Regions from separate parts of the Mus musculus genome. Here region 1 is linked to region 2. The links are chromatin loops, found by intact Hi-C in ENCODE. Cell type or tissue: left cerebral cortex. All regions are shown on one strand. Links, peaks and the distances in the headings refer to the core of each region. The heading gives the core; the rest is flanking DNA.

Region 1 (8,000 bases), core at 1-8,000, 51 kb before region 2:
GTGGTGTAGTCATCCACAGGTCTCTCTGTCTTCCTCCTCCAACTGTGCTACCTGGTTTTGATTTGAATTGATTTTTATATGTCCTAGGCGTAAGACAGCTTTGGCCTCCAAGCCAGGCATCAGGCTAGGATGAACAAAGGACTGCCATCTACTCTGCCCCTGACTAAGAACACCAGCATCAACAAGGTGTCTCTTTGCCCATTGCCAAGGGCTATTTTTCTTTTTCTCTTTCTTTTTCTTTTTAAGGACAGGGTCTTACTTTGTAGCTATGGCTGGTATGGAACTCACTATGTAGACTAAGGTGACCTTAAACTCACAAAGACCCTTTTTCTGCCTCATGAGTAATGGGATTAAAGATGTGGGTACCACACTCAGCTGCTACTACTACTTTTAATATATATTTAACATAAACATACATACATACATAGTTTGTGTGTGTTTTGCCTGACTGAGCATAAAGTGCATTCCCAGTGCCCAAAAGAAGTCCAAAGAGGGCGTTAGATCCCCAGGAAATGGAGTTAATCCCTAAACCATCTCTCCAGCCCCTACTGTTACTTTTAAAAGTCCCACTCTCCCTTCCAAGCCATTCAGGGTCAGGTATCTATTCCTGGAAATTCTCCAAAAGGACAGGAAACCAACTGGACCATAGGCTTTTCTCTATTAACTGAGATATCTGAAGTATATTCAATTATACAGGTAAACATTCATATAAAAAGATTAAGAGTAGACTACCAAGTTTTCTTGTCTCTTTGTGGCAAAGCTTATAGTACAACAGGCAGGAAACATCAATACTCACACAAAACAAACTGCTACTTTGTATATAACATAAATTGGGTACATTTGCAGGCTCACTCTCTATTCATTTAGGAAAATGTTACTGAGTCCAACCTGGCCCTGAGCCAGACTCTGGACATACAAGGTCAGAAAGACTGGCCCAAGGCTTACTTCCTCACTGGACCTGAGACCTAAGAGAACAGAGAACTACAATGTGGAGTTGCCAAGTGCCAAGAGATCCCATGGGGAGGAGCCCAGACTCCAGGATCAGAAAAGACTTCCCAAAGGAAGCAACAAGTAGGCTGGGCAGGAAAGGAGTTAGTTGTGGACAGGAATGGGGGATTGGACAGGCAGTGCTGCAGTTGACAGAGAAGAGAGCAAAGCAGAGCCAGGCGGCAAGGAGTCTGCCAAGATGGCCTTATTAGGCACAGCAGTCTGGATACACTGACCAGACAATCAACCACACCATGGCATGGTTATCCACCCTGCCTGTCTCACTCTGCAAAACAACACAGGGCCTCCTCTCCTGCCTTCCTGCTAAATGGTCATCTTTTTACACTCTGATCTTATTTCTGCTATTCTCTCATATTTCATTTACAAAGAATAGAAAGTAAAACTCAAAATAATCCAGTGTGTTAAAATATACTAATTGAAAAATCAGAAAAATGAAAACTAGAAAGTCTCCCCAGACACAGTAGGGCTAATGAAGTATTTCAGAGAGAAAGAGTAGCTTAATTATAACAGTACTGGCAATTAAATGTTGATTAAATCATCCCTTCAAATTTTCCTATACCTTAATTAGAATCCTAAATCATTTAATCATTAATTATACTATTCCTATAGTTGTTGGGGTAGACTCAAATGTTGTAGCAAACAACAGTTGTTTATTGAAAATTAGTTGTCCGAAGACACCAATGAAAAAGAATCCTTATAAAAGGATAATGTAACATTTCTTTCACCTGTGAAAACTTGTTTGGTAAGCCCTTATCTAAAGCAATCTCCTTAGCAAAAATGTCTGAAATGAACTGACACAAAACCATTAAGCATTTCGGAGCATACCTTAGTGCTTGTTATGTGCCAGATCTTGTGGGGTCTTTACACTGCAGCAGTTCAGTTAATCCTAACTCCTACACTATGATGTTCACTCTATATATTAGGAAACTGAGACAAGGAAATTAAGTAATTCACCCAAGATCACACTGCTAGGTAGGACATGAGAGTCTTTCCTCCCCAAATATATTCCTTCATTACTTCACTATCCTACAACATCAAACATCAAAGCAAATGTTAACAACTATAATAAAAGCCCTTCCAGGCCCAGCATGGTGGTACAAGCCTTCAATCCTAGCACTCAGGAAGTAAAGGCAGGTGGATCTCTGATTTTGAGGCTAGCCTAGTCTACATAGCAAGTTCCAGGTTTTTTTTTTTTTAAAAAAAAAGGCAAACCAAAGCCCTTCCATGGACTTTAAGGAATTAAAACTACAGGATGGTAGCTCTTTTACCTAAACCACACCACATGGCTACTGAGAACTTAAAAACATGGTTAACAGGCTGGAGAGATGGCTCAGTGGTTAAGAGCACTGACTGCTCTTCAGAAGGTCCTGAGTTCAAGTCCCAGCAACCACATGGTGGCTCACAATCATCTGTAATGAGATCAAAATGCCCTCTTCCGGAGTGTCTGAAGACAGTTACAGTGTACTTACATATAAATAATAAATAAATAGATAAATAAATAAATCTTTTTTTTTTTAAAGAACATGGTTAGCATGAATTGAGGTAAATTTTATGTGTAAAGCATGTTCTGGAATTTGAGACTCAGCCGAGGAATTTAATATGTCATTAATACTTCAATACTGTATGCTGAAATGCTTTGGATATGATGGGTTAATTGTACTGAATCTTTTTACTTTTCTGCTCAGCTCCTGGACACTGAAAAATGAGACTTGTAGTTCCATCGTGTCCTACTGCACACAGCACTCGACAGTGCATCATCTCTAGACATCACTGACAGTGTTTACCCCTTTCTGATGACTCAGGCAGCATAAGGAGCTTTAACTATACCCTGTGTGCTCTATAATCACGCCTCAGGTACCAACAAGTCAGGCTGCCCCTTAGACCTCAGATTACAGCCTCCCAGCGTGCTGAAGCCGTGCCATTGTATGACTTCCAGGCTGAGATGGAGCCCTGCAACTCTCTGTATCCAGCTTCCATGCTGCAGCACCTAACCTTGCCAAGCTGGGTAAACTGTAGTGGTCTCACACAAAAGAATGAAGATCCTGAGAGTTTAAAGGACTTTGACAACTATGCTGATGGCTCAGCTCATACTCTGTCTTTACTTCAAACGACTCCTTTCTCCAACTCCAGTCATACCAGCTTTAACTGGAAGACACTCAGTTCAACTTAAAAGCTCCAATCGTAGTTTTAGTTTGAAGACAGGAAGGTACTGTAGATGGGCAATGGTGGACAGTGTGAACACATCCCCTGCCACCTGAACTGGACAATCACGTGGTAACTTTTACCTTACCACAATAACATACACATTTTAAAGCCCCTTTTCCAGTTTCATGTTTTCCTCAGAATCCAGTTCAAACTCACATGCAGTCAGGGTTAGCCCTCAGACTCTAGCCTCCACCTACATTTTCTCAGTCCCTCCTCGCCTCCCTCCTCCGGCCTCAAGTTCCAGTGACTTTCTCTCATTATGCATTCCATTTCTGACCTTGGCCTCTGACTTGCAACCTTTCTACCTAACAGGCCTGCTCCATCACCTCCATCCTTCCAGAGCTCTCTCTGACCCCCAGCCTCCAACCCTTTATCAACATGGAAGGTTGCAAAGATAGTTGCTGGCACCCTGCTCTGCAGCAGCTGGTACTGCCATGCTTGAATTTTTCACATGGCACTGTTGTTTACATCCTACATGATGAGCTCATTTCAAGCAGGCCAGACCCTATGTATAATTAACGCACCCAACGCTGTTGAGCTCATTCAGTAAACAGTACTTTCTGAAGGCCACTGGGGGCCTTGCCATGTCCTAGGCACTAAAGATACTGCACTGGGAAAGGAAAACAGACTCCTGCTTTCCTGGAGTGCCCAGAGATAAACACCAGGCAGGCACTGTCCTAAAGGAAGTAAAAAGCACAGTGTGGGAGGGGCGTTTCCTGTGAGGTTGGTTGTCTGGGAGGTGCTGCCAAGCAGCTCTTATCAGAACCCCGGTGAACTGCACTGGTCTGGTTGAGTTGGTCTGAATAATAGAAATACTAGACAAGACAGGCAAACTTTCATCTTTAACAAAAGGAAGCTATGTTCTCTGTGTTCTATCAACTAGGTAGACTTTACAATCTCATTCCAGCCCTCCTAGCGTGAAGAGTGGAAGCACACTGTGAGTGCAGTCTCTATCCTATCTCCACAATGGCTCCTGGATACAACAGAAAACGTAAGAGCAAATGTTTACTGAGTGCTTACCATGGATACTGACACTCCAGCGCTTGACAAGCCACACAGCCATCTTAGGAAACACCTATACTAAAGAGGAAGAAGATAAGGCCCAAAGATGTTACATAATTTATCCAAGGCCTCAGAAAAGAGAGTGGCAAAGCCAGAATCAGAAGCCCACCATGGCACTGAAGCCTAGCTTGTAACTACCATGCTGTGTGGCTTTCTACTAGTATTTCTCCAGTCAGAGTCTAAAATAGGAGGATGCAAGTTCAAGGCTAGTCTGAAATATAGATACACACATATATGTATATATATTAATATATATATATGCATGATATATATCAGGTTCTAAACTAGCTTGAGATACCCTGTTGAGAGAAAGAAAAAGAGAAAGAGAGAGAAAGCAGGCAGGCAGGCAGGCGAGCGTATAGAACAGCTAGGTACTTTATAACTAAGATGAAAGAGCTGCAGTCCAGCCATGATCTGGGAAACTTGGGTTCGTCATCTCAAGAACCTGACTGTGTATAAAGTGAGGTATACAGTACAGTATAGATGCCCAGGCAGCAACCCTCATATCAAACACACAGCACTAAAAGCTACTTAATCTGAAGGGAAAGACTTGTTAGCCCTGCACTGAGACCTTCAGATTTAAGAGTACCATACCTGGAGTAGCCACCATCTCAAACAGCCCAGTGAAAACACATCGTCCTCAGCCCCCTTACACTAACTGCTGCATATCTGCTCTGTCTTGAAGACAAATCCAGCTGCTGAAGCAGAAAGCCTGTCACCCTCAACTCCTGTCACTGTTCCTCCTCTATCACGCTCACATGCACTCACACTCACACACACTCACAAGCACTCTCACATACTCAAACATACTCACACACACATGCACTTACGTCACACAAGCACTCTTACACACATGCACTCACACACTTACACATATAAGAAGTCTCACACACACGCACTCACACAAGCACTCGTACTCCATCAGACCAGCCTTACTTGTAACTGAACCTTTTTCTTCTGGCAAGTCTGAATCAGCTGGTCTCTTAACTGATCTTGCTACATTCATTTTTTCCAAGGCATTTTTTTTTAATTATTACATTTTGCTTACTCCCGTGTGGTAGATGGGAAGGGGTTGTGAGAGTGCCACAGTGCAACAGTGGAAGTCAAGTGTCAGGAGCTGACTCTCTCCTGCCATCGTGAGGGACTTAGGGATCACACTCAGGTCTTCAGGGGTGGTGGCGTGCATTTACCTCTAAGCCCTCTCATTTGGCACTCAGTTTCTTTCTCTCCTTCTCCACACACGTTCTACCCTCCACTGGCTCCAGAATTACTCTTCTACAGTTTCCCAGCCTTTTAACTAAGGTCAAGTACAGAACATACCCTTCTACCGTGGAAACCTGACTGGTTGCTGCACTTCCTGAAGGTCAAACTCTGCTCCTGCAGGCACCCGCGCACCCGTATACACCCACAATGGGATGACTATACCCTGCATGTCATCTCTTCCTTCATTCAACAAATGTTTACGGAATACCAACTGTGTGCCAATTGCTAGATCAGGTAGTGGCACAACAGAAAATAAAATGCGAGTATTCCTGCTCTCCTCTCCTGAAAGGCAGAAATGGAGCCACGAACACACACAACTGCTAAGAGCTGCAACTGCAGCAGATATAAACTGAGCATCCTATCCAAACTCTGAACTTCAAAACTGAACATCACATGAAACACAAGTGAAGACTCCACACCTGACCCATGTGACAGATCTGACAAAATATTAAAAATATCGTGCAGAATCTCCTTCAGTCTGCAGGTATGATGCATGGGAAAAAACAAATCTTGTGCTTAAACATGAGCTCAAGTTCCAAGTCTTACATGTACAGAAACATTCTGAAATCCAGGGGAATAAGAGGTAAATCAGAGACTCTAGTCAGCACTTCAGATAAGGGATACATACTCACTGTAGTTCAAAGATGAACTAGGTAAACTATTCTGAAATGAGATGGCTGCCACAGAGTGTCACCTTGTCATACTCTAAAGTCACTGATTTATACACATTAAAAGTGGCATATAAATGATATTCCCTCTCACCTACAAAAGAAAAACCACCCACACAAGTAAGATGGCTCAGCAGGTTTCTATCGATGTGATACAATGCCATAACTAAAATCCACTTAGGGAGGAAATGGTTTCTTTAGCTTACAGTTTAGAGTCCATCACGAAGGGAAGCCAAGGTAGGCACTCAAGGTAGGAACCTGTAAGCAGGAACTGAAGCAGAGTATCACGGAAGGCTACTTATTGGCTTGGTTTCCACGGCCTGCTCAGCCTGCGTTCTTTCTTATAAAACTCAGGATCACCTGCCCAGGGCTGGCACCACCCATAGTGGGCTGGGCCCTCACACATCAAACACTATCGAGAAAATGCACTACTGACTTGCCTACAGGCCAGACTAATGAAGGCATTTTTAAATTGAGGTTCCCTTTCCCCAAATGTTCCTAGTTTGTGTCTAGCTGGTAAAAAACCAACCAGCACAGCAGCTAAAATCAGTCACTGTGTAAGCCTGAGGACCTGCAGGTGATGCCCAGAGCCCAGAGTGGAAGAACGGAATGACTCTGGAAAGCTGGCCTCTGACTGCTTCATGTACACTGTGGCATTTACATACCCAGAGTCTCATATTTTCATAGACTCTCTCTTTCTCCCTCTCTCTCCCTTCTTCCCTCTCTCTCTCTCTTTCTCTCTCTTTCTCTCTCTTTCTCTCTCTCTCTCTCTCTCTCTCTCTCTCTCTCTCTCTCTCTCTCTCTCTCTCTCTCACACACACACACACACACACACACACAGTTTAAAAAAGCAAACCACCACAGCACCATAGCAGGCTATATGTATGCTTCTGAGCATTTACTAAGTGCCAGGTACCTTTTATATAAGTTAGGAGATCCTACCAATCCTACAGTTAACGTTATCTTTAACTTAGCAAATGAAGGATCCAGGCATCGTGACACACACCTGTGACCCCAGCACTTGCGCAGTAGAGGAGGGAGAATCTCTGTGAGTTTGAGATTTACCCAAGACCCCCCACATGCTTTCCTAACGTAGTAAAGTCAGTTTAGCAATGCCTGAAGTTTAGAACTACTTAAGATACATTAAGGAGATCATGTTTCATTTCTTATAACAAAAAACTCCTTCTCCCTTCACTGATCCTGAAGACACTATTACATCAGTTATATCACCCACCCCACCTCTTCACCCATCATGAACACCATCACTTTCCTAACCCAGTCTCTTCCAGTACTCCCTCACTCACTTTGCTCAGCTCACAGGCCTCCCTACGTGTCCAGCAATACTGGGCACACTCCCACCACGGGGCCTTTGCATGTGCTTGAACTATGATGGTGACAATCATGGCGTATGCTATCAATCGTGGCTATGCCAAATCTTCAGTTAACACTTCCTGTAAACATACCAAAATGCCAATAGCACCCTGCACTGAAGTGTACATTCATATTTTAGATTTCATTTATTAAGCTTAACAAAACTGCTCTCAGTTTTCAAGCCTTTCATTGTTCTTCATGATGTCACCTCACATTCTTATTTTATAAGATCTAGTAGCAGCAGCCTTTGCTTATCAATTAGTATGTACAACAGTCATAAAGCTATCTTTGCAGCAAAATAAAGCAAGACAATCAAGCCAAGAAAGTGTCACAATAGAACCTGATTATACCAGTTCTTGGGCCCTAGAAGCACAGTCTGTGAAATAACTATGGCAACAGCGCTTCAAGGCACCAAACCCCACC
Region 2 (12,568 bases), core at 2,216-10,215:
GGATTTGAACTCAGGACCTTTGGAAGAGCAATCAGTGCTCTTACCCACTGAGCCATCTTGCCAGCCCAAGTTACAGCAAATTTAAGTGTCAAGATCTTAATTGGATTTACTTTCCATTTACAGAATGGAGCAGAACCTCATTTCATAAAAATAAAACCTACTCGTGTGCCAGTGTCCTGCGGTTTTGGATTTAAGTTTGGAGAAAGGTCAACAGAACAGGCACATCCCCCAAATCAGAATGGTTTATCTCAAAGTTATTTTTCCTGTAGAGGAGACAGGGATAGGGAGCGGTGGAGACATACTGATTGGTTAGCTTCCAGTCACTTAGGTTAGATAACAGCTGGTTTGGGGTTGGCAAAGTCTGTCAGTGAGTGACACGTGTGAGCGCCTCCATTGTGATTCCCAGTCTGCTATGTAACACTAGAAAGACAAATATGTCAACATCACACATTTATAAACATTTTCCTCAGAAAATGAGTTTATTTTCCCCGATTTCAGGAGAAATACACATATATCTACAGACCCTGCGACGGTCCTGATGGTCCTGTGTGATCTCAGGCGAGTCGTCCTGCCTTCCTAAGGCAGCCCCTGGAGCTGGATCCCTCCCTTCCCCGGGTAGGTGTTTCCAGAGCTGGCTTCCGTGCTGCTGCATGAAGGAGGTCTGTCTTCTACCATGGCCGTGGCCCATTTGAGGAGAAGCTGGAAGAGCTGGATAGCTTCCCCAGCCTGGAAGTGAGGGCCAGCCCCGCTGCAGTGCAAACCTGGCTCCCCAACCCAAAGTCCAGGCCCTAAGAATTAGTGCTCGGGATGGTTTTTTCTTGTTAAGATTTTTATTGGTGTGTGTGAGTGTGTATGTGCAAGAGCACATGTGTTCTCGTGTGTGCACACATATGACTTAAAGTATTCATGGAGGCCAAAAGACATTGTCGAAGCTGGGCAGTGCTGGCGCATGCCTTTAATCCCAGCACTCAGGAGGCTGGCAAATCTGAGTTCTAGACCAGCTTGGTCTACAGAGTGAATTCCAGTACAGGTGGGCTACAAGGAGACCCTGTCTCAAACAAGCAAACAAACAAAACCACACACGAAAAAGAAGTTTTTGTGTTCTCCAGAGATGCAGGTGGTTGTGAACCACCCGGTGTAGATGCTGGGCACTAAACTTGGGTCCTCTCCAAGAGCAGGACTTGCCCTTAACTGCCAAGCCAGTTTTCCAGCCTTGGTGGTTGGTTGGTTGGTTGGTTATTCTATGCAGAGTTACACCCATGTAGCCCATGCTGGCCAAGAACTCACTACCTACAGTAATTTCCTTGCTTCAGCCTGTTGGGTGCTTTATTTTTTTTTTTCTAGGTATTCTAGAACATTCTACAGAACCGCCTGAGCAGCCTCCCTCCAGTTTCTCAGGCCTTCTTCCTCCTCTGGTTCCTTCTGGTCGGGTGGAATGTCAGTCAACCAGCTGGAAGTGGGAGGGGGACTCAGAGGATTCTGGTCTGCCTTTCTGCTCAACCCTGACAAGCAGTGGTGCCCCAAGGCTACCCTGCAAGCAAGATGACCCGCTCTGGGACCACGAAGGAATCACACACGCGGGCTCTGTTCTGAGAAAGGGACAGGTTTAGATGAGAAACAAGAGCACTGCGCTGCTGCCTCTGGCATCTCGGAAAAACTCCAGGCTTCATGACAACAGCTTGTACCTAGAACCGAAAAAGAAGCCAGAAGCGTGCATGAGCAACAGGAATTCCAGTCAGTCTGAGCAGCTCTGGACTCCCCACCACAGGAGGCTGGGCCTGCACATTCCTGTAGCCATCTTCATCACTGCTGAGCCCCCTTCCCTCTGCTCTGGGCCGCATGGACCGTCCAGACTGGGCACCATGGCGATTCATGAGGATGGCCAGCCGTCTGTCCATCCCAGACTAAAGGCCCAAAACTGGCCCTGCAAGGCAGACCTGGGTTTTGAGAGCCTGAGCCCTCTGGCTGTGCCTCCTAAGCCCCTCTGTCCCTGTAGGGCCTGCCTTGTGGAAGCACAAAGAATTAGCTTTCGAAGCAGCAGGTCAGGAAAAGCAGGGTCTAACTGATATTCTAATTAGGGCGGCTTGAGCCTCCTCCACCCCATGACAGTGCGAGCTCGGCCTGCTGGGGACAGAGAGCGCAATGACAGCTCTGGTCTCCTCCTGCCTGATTTTGCTGGAGGCATCTTTCCTCCCTTCTGTTCATCAATTGTTTCTTTTTGGCCAGCATGGTGGGGGATGGGGCTCATGGACACTGTGGCTACGGTGGCACCTGTGTTCTCTCCCCAAGCCTAAGCCATATTGCCCTCCTGCTCCAACAGAGACCCAGCTTTCCTTCCTCTGGCCTTGGCCTGCCTACCTGGAAAGGCACTGGGTTGGCTTCCATTCAGGCTGATTCCTCATTAAACAGACACGCCCCTTGAAAGTTCCGTTTTCCTGGTCACTCATTAGGAAACCCAGTTCCTGGCCTACCTTCACGAGAGAATGGGGAGCCGAGCTGTGCAGACTGTGGAGGCCCCACTCTGCAGAAAGAAGGTCTCCCTAGGAGACAGCAACAGATGCCACAGACTGGCCCTGGCCATGCTCATCCCGCTTTCAGGGACCCACGAGTCCCTCCTCCCCCAGCCCTACCTAGATGAGGATACAGGAGAGCCAGGCTCAGTGATGACTCCGGGAGCAGAAGGAAGTCCTGAGTCACCCTGGCCGGGAGCAGGAAGTGGTTATCACCAGAACCAGCACTCCCAAAGCCCAGGAAGCCAGAGTGTGACGTCACAGCGGTGATGTCACCAGCCAGCAGGGATAGGAAGCATCTGCCAGGTCCCCAGCAGCCAGCCCTGTGCTTCTCCGTTCATCCTCTGTCCCTCTGTCCACCATGCGTGCTGCGGTCTACCCTGAGCACCGTGGCTGGCTGGGAATAGCTGAGTGAGGGCCTTGTCTAGTCTAGTAGGACACAGTGTGTGGTTCAGAGCTGGCAGGCGGGGCCTGGGCGGCTAGGGGGCGGGGCCGTGCCTGGGACCGCCCTCAGGAAAGGCCTCACTGAGCAGTTGGTGGTGTCTGCTTTGGGGCTTTGTGGGGTTCTGGGCCAGTTAAAACTTCCCTTCCTGGTGGAGGCAGTTTCACACAGCCTCCGTGTGGATGGACTCTGGCTATTTACAGGGCTGTAGGAAGAGGCTGAGTCACCAGGTAGCCTCCCTGGAGGCCCATGAGACTGGTCACCAAGGTCACAACCCTTGTGAGGCTGGTAGCCTGGAGCCTCTGGACCCTGACCCGAATGGGAGTTCAACTCTGCCCTGATAAGATATCATCTGCAGCCCGCTGGGCTTGGGGACTGTCACTTTATTGGTTTTGAAGTGCCTTGTTATTTTTTTGGTTATAGAGGTGATGTGGCCGAGTGATAAAGTCCTTTAGGCACCAGTGTGTGTGGGCGATGTTGTTGTTGGTGCCACCTCATGATGGGATGACTTGCCCAATCATAATTTACTAAAATCACAGCTCAACTAAGACCCTGGTAGAGAGAAATGCCATGAACCCCAGTCCTTCCCCACCTGAAGACCATCCACGACACACTTCTGGGGAGCCTCGCTCGGTGTGAACTGTAGGGTAGGTCTGGGTAAGAGCTGGACAAGAGAGCTGCTGACCCAGCCGGCCTGCCCTCCCCCCACCCCACCCCCAGCTGCTGTGACCACCCGGCATGCTGCTTATCTTGTTTCCCCAGATGCTTCCTGTGTGGGATGTAGGGGTGGGAGTGAGGGCCAGGCACTCTTCCAGGTCGCTCTGGAGACCTGATGTATCCCAAAGCTGAATGAACCCTGGGGGGAAGACTCCTGATGGCTTGCACGTGGGCCTTGAGGGAGAGACTGAGGGGGCACTCAGTCCCTGCATACCGTCCTTGGATGGGGTCCTCACCCACTGCGAGGCTGTAGGAGGCTGCCCCTGCCAGAAGTAAAGGCTAAGCCCGCTTCCCGTGCTGTCCTTGATATGCCCCAGCCATGGAAGCAGGTCAGGCCTCGGGGCAGCCCTCATACCAAGCTCCACTAAGTGGCACCCCTAGCTACTCCTCTTCAGCCCAGAGGGCATCCTCCTCTTCCTCCTCACTTCTCTGAACACAGAGGAGCATGCAGGCACAGAGCAGGGTGCAATAGCGACATGTCTGAGAACTCCACGGAAAGGTGCCCGCGGACACTGCCAGGCTTTCACCAGGTCCCCCTCCCTCATATCCCCTGGAACTTGTTTGCTCAACTCTGGTTCTCATCTGGGAACCTGGCTTCCCAAGGAACTTTGAGACCAGAGCCACCTCCATTGTATGTGTGATGGGGTTGGGCGGGAAGGGGGGGTGGGAAAGAATGCCTAACTAGTTACAAACCTTCCACATTCACAAAAGCTTACAGTTCATAATGGAATCTTTTCTGGCCCACAGCCCTGCAAAGCCCCAAAGCAGACACCACCAACTGCTCAGTGAGGCCTTTCCTGAGGGCGGTCCCAGGCACGGCCCCGCCCCCTAGCCGCCCAGGCCCCGCCTGCCAGCTCTGAACCACACACTGTGTCCTACTAGACTAGACAAGGCCCTCACTCAGCTATTCCCAGCCAGCCACGGTGCCCAGGGTAAACTACAGCACGCATGGTGGACAGAGGGACAGAGGATGAACGGAGAAGCACAGGGCTGGCTGCTGGGGACCTGGCAGATGCTTCCTATCCCTGCTGGCTGGTGACATCACCGCTGTGACGTCACACTCTGGCTTCCTGGGCTTTGGGAGTGCTGGTTCTGGTGATAACCACTTCCTGCTCCCGGCCAGGGTGACTCAGGACTTCCTTCTGCTCCCGGAGTCATCACTGAGCCTGGCTCTCCTGTATCCTCATCTAGGTGGGGCTGGGGGAGGAGGGACTCATGGGTCCCTGAAAGCGGGATGAGCATGGCCAGGGCCAGTCTGTGGCATCTGTTGCTGTCTCCTAGGGAGACCTTCTTCCTGCAGAGTGGGGCTTCCACAGTCTGCACAGCTCGGATACCCATTCTCTCCTAGACTGCTGGGGCAGCAGGGTAGCCTTCTTGTCTCTCTCCCTGGTTTTAAGTTGATTTCCATTCTCACCTATCCCAGACTGTTGTGTCCTGAGGGACTTCAGTCACCTAAGTTCACTGTCATATGGTCATACACTACCTTGCTGATTGGTATTGCCACCTCATCTGCAGTTGAGGACTGTTAACCCTGGACAGGACTCCAGTAGAGTGTGCTGTCTTTCATCTATGTGCTACACGGGCATCAGGTCCAGGCTGGGGTCTGGAAAGTGGAAGCAACCAGGGAGCCTTTCAGCTGGGCTCAGGAGTTGAGAGCTCTTCCTGTGACACTTAGGTCTGGGCCCAGCACTTCCTTTTTTTCCTGGCTACCTCTCAGACAGGCCTTGGCCTAGGCACTGGTCTTCTACTGCCCTCTTGGGGACATCTTTGCTTTAGGCTCCACCTGTCTGGTACTTGGTATCCCTCCCGTCTGTCAGGCAGCTTCTTAGACCTTTGCCTTCTGGTGAGGCCATTGTAAGCCTTGTATTGTCTCCAGCACCCTCCAAAGCCACCATGGCACCCTCCCTCAATTGTGACCATACTGTTGTCCCTTTTCAACTGCAACCTTTCCTCAGCTTCCTCAGCCCAGGGGTCACTGGGCAGCACCTGAGGTCTCCTGGGAGGGTGGCCCCGGAACTCGCCTTTCACGATGCTCTCCTGGGAAGGACACACCATAGGCTCACCTAGACAGATGTACTCCTAGTCACAGTGGGATCTTTAGGACTAAGATGACAGATCTGGAGAGGCCACCGGAGCCTATGGGTGAGTGGGGAGGCTGGGTTGTGGGGTCCGGCCTGGGGTAGTCTTCTGGGAGTGTTTGCTGGTTGTGACCACAGGAAAGGGGTAGATAGTGGGTACACTTGGCTGGCTTAGAGGCCAGAGAATTTGGACCTGGAGGAAGGATTGGGCAGAGCACATTGGAAAAGCTTGGCTACCCATCAGGGAGGTCTGCCTGTGGGGCTTGGAAAGGCACTGCATGCAGGAAGGGTCCTTTAAGCACTGAGGCCATAAGTGTGTGGCGGGTGTCTGGAGAGACCCTGGGCTTATCTGCTTTCTGCTACTTCCCTGCCACTAGGAACCACTGTGCTAGACTCTTTTGGTTTTAGGAGCCAGTGTACTAGACTCCGTTGGTTTAGCTGAGGATTTTGTCACCTTGTTCGCTTTGATCTGATACGTCTTTTCCTTTGATGGGAACTCCTCTAGTGTTTGGGATGGAAAACATGATCGTTGTTTGGGGGTCTTCCCAATGTAAAAGAAATACTTGGTGGAGCCCTGGCATTTGGCTCTTCCAGAAACTCCCATGGGGCCAGAGTTTCCCCAGACCCAGCTGACATAGAGGCTAGCCTGAGGTCAGCATATAGGCAGCACTGTGTGCACTCCTTGCCCAGAGGCTTAGAGATGAGAGGAGCTAGGGTAGCCGTAAGGTGACCTTATTAGACTCCAAGGGTGCCAATCTCTCTACAAACTTGCAATAAAATGTTACTTTACATTTTATTGTTTAAGATCACATGGGAAGCCAGGCATGGTGGTGCATACCCATGATGTCAGTACTGGGGAGGTTGGGGCTGGAGGCTGCCATGAGTTTAATGCTAGGCTAGACAGTGTACATACAAATCACCCAGGCTACTCAGAGGAAGATCCTATCTGCAAACAGCAACAACACAAAGCAAATAAAATGAGGACAGAAAGCCGCATAGTAATTCTTGAGTATAGTTTTGTAAAAACTGAAGCATTGGCCATAAATTTAAAGTTCGTCTTGACAAGTCCCATCTGATCTCGTCCCCTCTTCAGGATGCATTCACTATTCTGGTTTTGGATTCATTTTGTACTATTTACATATGTGGATGGATTTTTTTGTTAGTGCTGTTTGTTTTTAGATAGATTCTCACTGTGTAGTCCTGGCTAGCCTGGAACTTCCTATGTAGACGAGGCTAGACTTGAACTCCAGAGATCCACCTTGCCTCTGCCTCCCCAGTGCTGGGACTAAAGAGGTGAGCCACAATGTCTGCTAATATGTGCAGGTTTTAAATCATGGTATCACGGTGCATACAGCCCGCCTCTGCAGGTCTCTCTTGGAGCTCTTATTGCTTCAGTTTGTAGGAACTGACTTTAGAGCCTGTCCCTGCTGCAAAGGGCCCCATCTACAGCCATGTCCTCCGCAGCAATCATGACCCCATTTTATCTATGAGAAGGTTGGGGCTCTGTGTGTGTGTGTGTGTGTGTGTGTTGGATTGATTGGCTCAGGGTCTGGGAGAGGGCTAGGAGGAGCAGGCTTGACCTGGCAGCAAGGAATGATGACCAGGACCCCAGCCACAGGGCAGCAAGGGATGCTGGGGAATGTTGTGACGCCAGCTGTGTTGGGTTTGGGGATGGCACATAAGCACTCTGGGACCTGGAGGAGTTATTGAGGCATGATATCTGGCCACATGTTCTCCCTTTCAGACACCAGGCCCCTCTGCTGGCCAGGCTGGGTTTGCAAAGCTGGACCTTGCGCTCCAGGATATCAACTCTGACCCACTTCTGTACTGGCTGCTCCTAGGTGTTCTCACCCCTACTCCTACGGGGAAATGCCAATCCTCCTACCTCACCAGCGTGGAGTGGCCTCTCTACTGGGTATCTGTCCCCTAGGACCCATGTCAGGGCCAGGTATACGCTGTTATAGAAAGGGCAGGCTTGCCAGGTGGGTGGGGTGTGATATGTGATATGCCCTTTGGTCAAAGGGGCCAACGTGGTAATTAGGGCAAGCATCCGTCAGAAGAGAAGTGCTGGAGATGCTCACCTGTGTCCTAAGCCTGGCTTCCTTCTGATTCAAGGTTGCTTACCATTTGCCAGCCTGAAATAGTAAATCCAGGCATCTGGCAGACCATGGTCTTACTCCATTCTTCAGAAATGGGCCTCCCTCAGCTGACCTGCCTCCATCCCTGGTGTTTGACTGACTCAGGCTAAGGCCATCCCCAGCACCGGGCAGTGTTGTTGGCCTGGTTCCCCAGGGCTGGCTCCACTGGACTACCTTGTTTCAGTCTCCTTGGAGACCACTAGCTACACAAAGCCACAGGTGCCCAGTGGTAAGGGCCACCTTCACCCTCAGCTATGGTGTGGGCCTGAGGGTTCCTTGTAATCCTGGTCCACTGCTCAGTGGGCCTTGGGAACCTTGGGGCTGGCCATACTAGCTGGACTCCCACAAGCTTTTCTTCTTCGTTTTAAAGAAATTTTTGTTACAGCAGAATTTTATAATCCAAATTACATTTCTTCGCTCAGCTCTCAACTCTGTTACTTAAAGTAGGACAGCCGCCCTAAGCCATTTCACAGTAAAGAATTATAAGGCTCAAGAAAGGGATGCCTGAATTTTGTATTTTGCTAAAAATTCTTTTCCCCAGGGTCTTTAAAACCCTTTAATTTTTTTCATATTTCACTATTCATATAAATGTTTTTATTTATTTCAGAGAGAGAGAGAGAGGGAGGGAGAGAGAGAGAAAGAGAGAGAGAGAGAGAGAGAGAGAGAGAGAGAGAGAGAGAGAGAGAGCACTGTATAGGAGTGGCGCTCAGAGGACTGGTTCTCTCCTTCCACCAAGTGAGCCTCAGTCTCAGGTCGTCAGGCTTGGCTGCAGGCACAGGCACCCTCACCTCCTGAGCCAGCTCAGCAACCGCTCGCCCACTTGTCCTTTTAAATCAAGTAATTTAGGGCCAGCATTCTTCACTAGATCTGGCATTTGCTCAGTATGTTAATAAGACTCAAGGTTTGTTTTTCCTTTTTTATATTTTTCAAAATTTCACAGCATTAATATTGTGAAATCTTTTCCAATACTTACATCTTCAAATGTTTAGATACTTTTCTTTGGTGAAGCATGAATTTATCATCACGGCTCATGATTCATCCTAAACAGTTGGAGCTCTGTGCTCTGTTAGCTGCTATCTGGGCAGCTGTTGGGCTTGGTGGCCTTGCTGTACAGATACAGTTCCATCGTCCTTAGAGCAAAAAGACTGACTGAAGAATGCAGCCTATGAAGGGGATTTGAAGTGCGAGCCTCCAACATGGCTGTGGTTCTGCCAGCAAGAGCAGGGTATGTGGCTTGAAACATTGTCCACCTGATGTTTGCTTTTGCTTTTAAGACAGATGCCAACACGGAAGCTAACAGTTTCTGACCTCATATGTAAACAACAGGCCATTTCAGGGTAGCTTGCAGCTATGCGTTATAGTTGGGGATGTTAGAGGGTCATGCAGCACGGTCCTGGCAGCTGCCAGGAAGGAGATGCCAGCTGGGGAGCTGAGGATGGGGTCCAGGGCAGTGTGGACACTTGCCATTCTCTGCATATAACGAGTAAGGTGGGTCTGGCATCTTCTCGACACTGAACTAAAGCTACGTACACGGTCTTGGAAATGCAGGAGGTGGTGGCACATGGGCGTTTTCATCTTATGCATGTGGTGCCTGTGGTGAGCAGAAGAGTGTGCCAGATCCACAGGCGTGAGCTGCCATGTGGGTCCCCGAAACAGAATCCTCTGCAAGAACAAGTGCTCTTGACCACTGAGATTCCCCCAGCCCTTCCTACCCGGGTCTTCGTGCCTGCCTGCATTGTCTCAGTCCCATCTGATCTCAGCAGTGACCGCCGTCTCCGTCTTTAAGGGAGTGTTTGAAGACACTGTGCTGTGGGAAGAAGTTTCCATGTGGAGCTTTTTCGGAGAAGGACCAGAGCTTGTGACGAGCCTCCATGTAGTCATCACCTGATGGCACATCTTCTCTTCGGTATCCTCCATATTGTTCCCTTCTGCCCTAATATTCTGAAGCCACCAAGGAGCTTTCTGTTGACAACATTGACCAGATTCACTCCAGGAGCTGAATTCTAGGCTGGGGCCCAGAATAGATGTGCTTAAACAGAGCTCTCTCAGAGTCTTGGCGGAGCAGCCAAGGCTGAGCGCTGGGACATTGAGAGACCCCAGGGGAGGTGGAAGAGATGAGTTTACCTGGATCCGTTAAAGGACACTGGTATCTTTCCTCCAAGTTCCTTCCAGAGAATCAGCTGCTCCAGACAGGGACGAATCCCCCTAATGTCCCCTTCCCTACCTCCTCTTATAGGGTCTTGGCAGGAAGAGAGCAATGCCTTCCTGTCTCCTTGATGACGTATCAGCCGTGTCAGCCCCCCACCAGTGAGAGAAAAGGCCTGTGGGATATACCCATCTGCAAGGGTTAACTGAGACACCATGAGGATAAATGTTCCCTAGGCCTCAGCCAGCTGGATCCCGTGATCCAGAGCCTGGTGCTGGCACAGCCAGCAAACAAAGATGCTTTGTTCATGTACGAGAATAAACACTTCCCCTGGATATTTACTCCCGGGCTCAAGTGTAATATGGGGTGTAAGTTACTCTTTAACAGGCAATTGGATACTGGCTGTTGAGTTCTGAACTAATTTCCTGGAGGGAAGGGATGGCTACATCTGCCCAGGGGATGACCAGCCTCAGGAGCGCCTATGGCTGGCCATTACCAGAATCTGAGAACAGACACAGTGGCCACTGCAGGCTTCTCCAAGAGGCAGGGGAAGCGGAATGAAATGGAGGCCCAGCAAAGGGGATGTTTATTTTGCCAAGGCAAGGAACCTGCCTGTCCATTCCCCTGCATCCACACCAGCTGCTTGGGAGAAGGCAGTCATCGTGTGCTTTGGGTGGGAATAGGCTGTCCAGTGCCACGGTGCCCAGCCCCAAGCTCCATTCCCACCATTAACTGTTGCTACCCAAGTCTAAGCCTAGTCTTCTAGATCAGAGGCAATGGCTGACATACCATGACCTGTCAGTCTTTAGAACTTAAGTAAAACTGCACGGAGTGAGGCGTGGTGATTGCTGGCAGGGTCCTTGTCTGGCATGTGGCAGGCGCTGGGTTCCATCCCTGACATCTCAAAAGTAAATGAATAGCTACTGCACATAGTTTTACATGTCAATCATTAGAAACCTAGATGAAGACTTTGGACAGAGATTGTGTAGGATCCACGGGGAGGAAAGGAAGCCATCTCTCTTCCTACTGCCTGCTCTGATTGGACCATGGGAGACCTCTGCCCCAGGGAAGTTTGTCCTTGGCTTGCTAGAGACCTATCGCTAAGTACAGAAAGATGACAAGGCTATTGACTTGCCCCTGCGTGGATATTTGGACCAGAAAAAGAGGAGGGAATCACTTTGCAGGAGGATGATATAAGTAAATGACATGTGGGCATCATGGAGGTCACTGCACAATGCCATCCTCTGTGGCGGGCACAGGAGGGCACCAGGAGACAGACTCAGGAAGAGGTGTGGAAGGAAGCAAGTCAGAAGCCCTCAGAGCAACAGAGAGCTGTCCTTTCCTTGACTGTGTGGTGGTTGGAATGAGAACAGTTCCTGTTCGCTCATAGATTTGAATATTTGGTTCTTGGAAAGGTTCGAAGATGTGGCCTTGTTGGAGGAGGTATGTCACAGGTGGTTGGCTTTGAGGTTTCAAAAGCCTATGCTAGGTCCAGTCTCCATCTCTCTTCCTGCATCTTGCAGATAAGATCTACAAAAGCTCCTAGCAATTGCTCTAGCACGATGCCTGCCTGCCACAACGCTCCTCTCCATGATGGTAAGGACTCACCCTCTCAGACTATAAGCAAGCCCCCAATTAAGTACTTTCTTCTAAAGTTTATCTTGCTCATGGTGTCTCATTATGGCCATAGAAAAGTAACAGAGACAACTTGTTTGGATTCAGGGGCCAGCCACAGAACTAGGACCCAGGATCCTGTGACCTGTCAGTAGATCTGGGCACCATGAGCTCCTGAGAGAGGCCATCTCAGGATGGCTACCTGTGGGCCCTGGGCTTCACTCTTCTTCGTGCTCCCAGCTGCTTTTATTGACAAGTGGGGAGATAAAGAAGATTGGGAGTGGAGTCAGAGGCTGTCATGTGTACACGTGAGCCTAGAGTCAGCCCACTTTCCACCTGTAGTAGACTTAGGTTGACCTGTATCGGCTCAAACACTGAGTGGGTGGGGATCTAACAGATTTGGGTGGTCAAGAAGGGGAGGGTCTGAACCTGGGTTCTGAAGAGATTGGAAACTTGCCTGTGGTGGCTAAAACTCAAGAAGCTAGGTTGACCTGTATCGGCTCAAACACTGAGTGGGTGGGGATCTAACAGATTTGGGTGGTCAAGAAGGGGAGGGTCTGAACCTGGGTTCTGAAGAGATTGGAAACTTGCCTGTGGTGGCTAAAACTCAAGAAGCTGGGTATTTAAAAACAATAATTTGAAGCGGGAAGACCTACTTTAACCCCAGATCTTTTGAGATGGAAAGATCCATCTTTAATCCGGGCCACACCTTCTGCTGGCAGAAGATAAAGGTGAAGGGCATGGGATAAAGAAGTTTATTCTTTTCCCCTGCTTGCTTTTGCTCTGCCTGGCAAGTCCATTCCTCTCCTGGCCATTAGAGCCTGCTTCTTTAGGATTCCAGCATATACTGAAGATCGGCTGAGACGGCCAGCCTCACAGACTGATTCTTAGACCTTCTTCTGGTGTACAGCTGTTGCTGGACT

What was found. Peaks named below come from ENCODE experiments on the same cell type or tissue, not always from the same donor. Only the 100,000 strongest peaks of a DNase experiment are listed, where the experiment ranks them.
Region 1: it touches region 2 in a loop (2.2-fold over the local background); 11 of 42 quality-filtered maps call a loop at or near these places.

The regions. Positions count from the first base shown.
Region 1 is chr12:111,893,235-111,901,234 of GRCm38, forward strand. The region is part of intron 1 of Ppp1r13b (protein phosphatase 1, regulatory subunit 13B); the gene reads right to left. It overlaps LOC115488070 (a small nucleolar RNA gene), which reads right to left and starts at 213; the gene lies at 75-213. In left cerebral cortex, for the core only: no CTCF peak of the experiment used is centred there; no DNase peak of the experiment used is centred there; H3K27ac peaks cover 1,585 bases.
Region 2 is chr12:111,941,527-111,954,094 of GRCm38, forward strand. It overlaps 5033406O09Rik (RIKEN cDNA 5033406O09 gene), which reads right to left and starts at 2,956. Exons shown (of 3, transcript NR_029464.2): 1 at 2,631-2,956; 2 at 2,359-2,540; 3 at 465-1,685. Gm36757 (a long non-coding RNA gene) reads left to right here and starts at 4,432. Exons shown (of 3, transcript XR_003950158.1): 1 at 4,432-4,846; 2 at 8,875-9,791; 3 at 10,122-12,568. In left cerebral cortex, for the core only: a CTCF peak has its summit at 5,425 (motif pointing left); a DNase peak (open chromatin) is centred at 5,405; H3K27ac peaks cover 1,239 bases.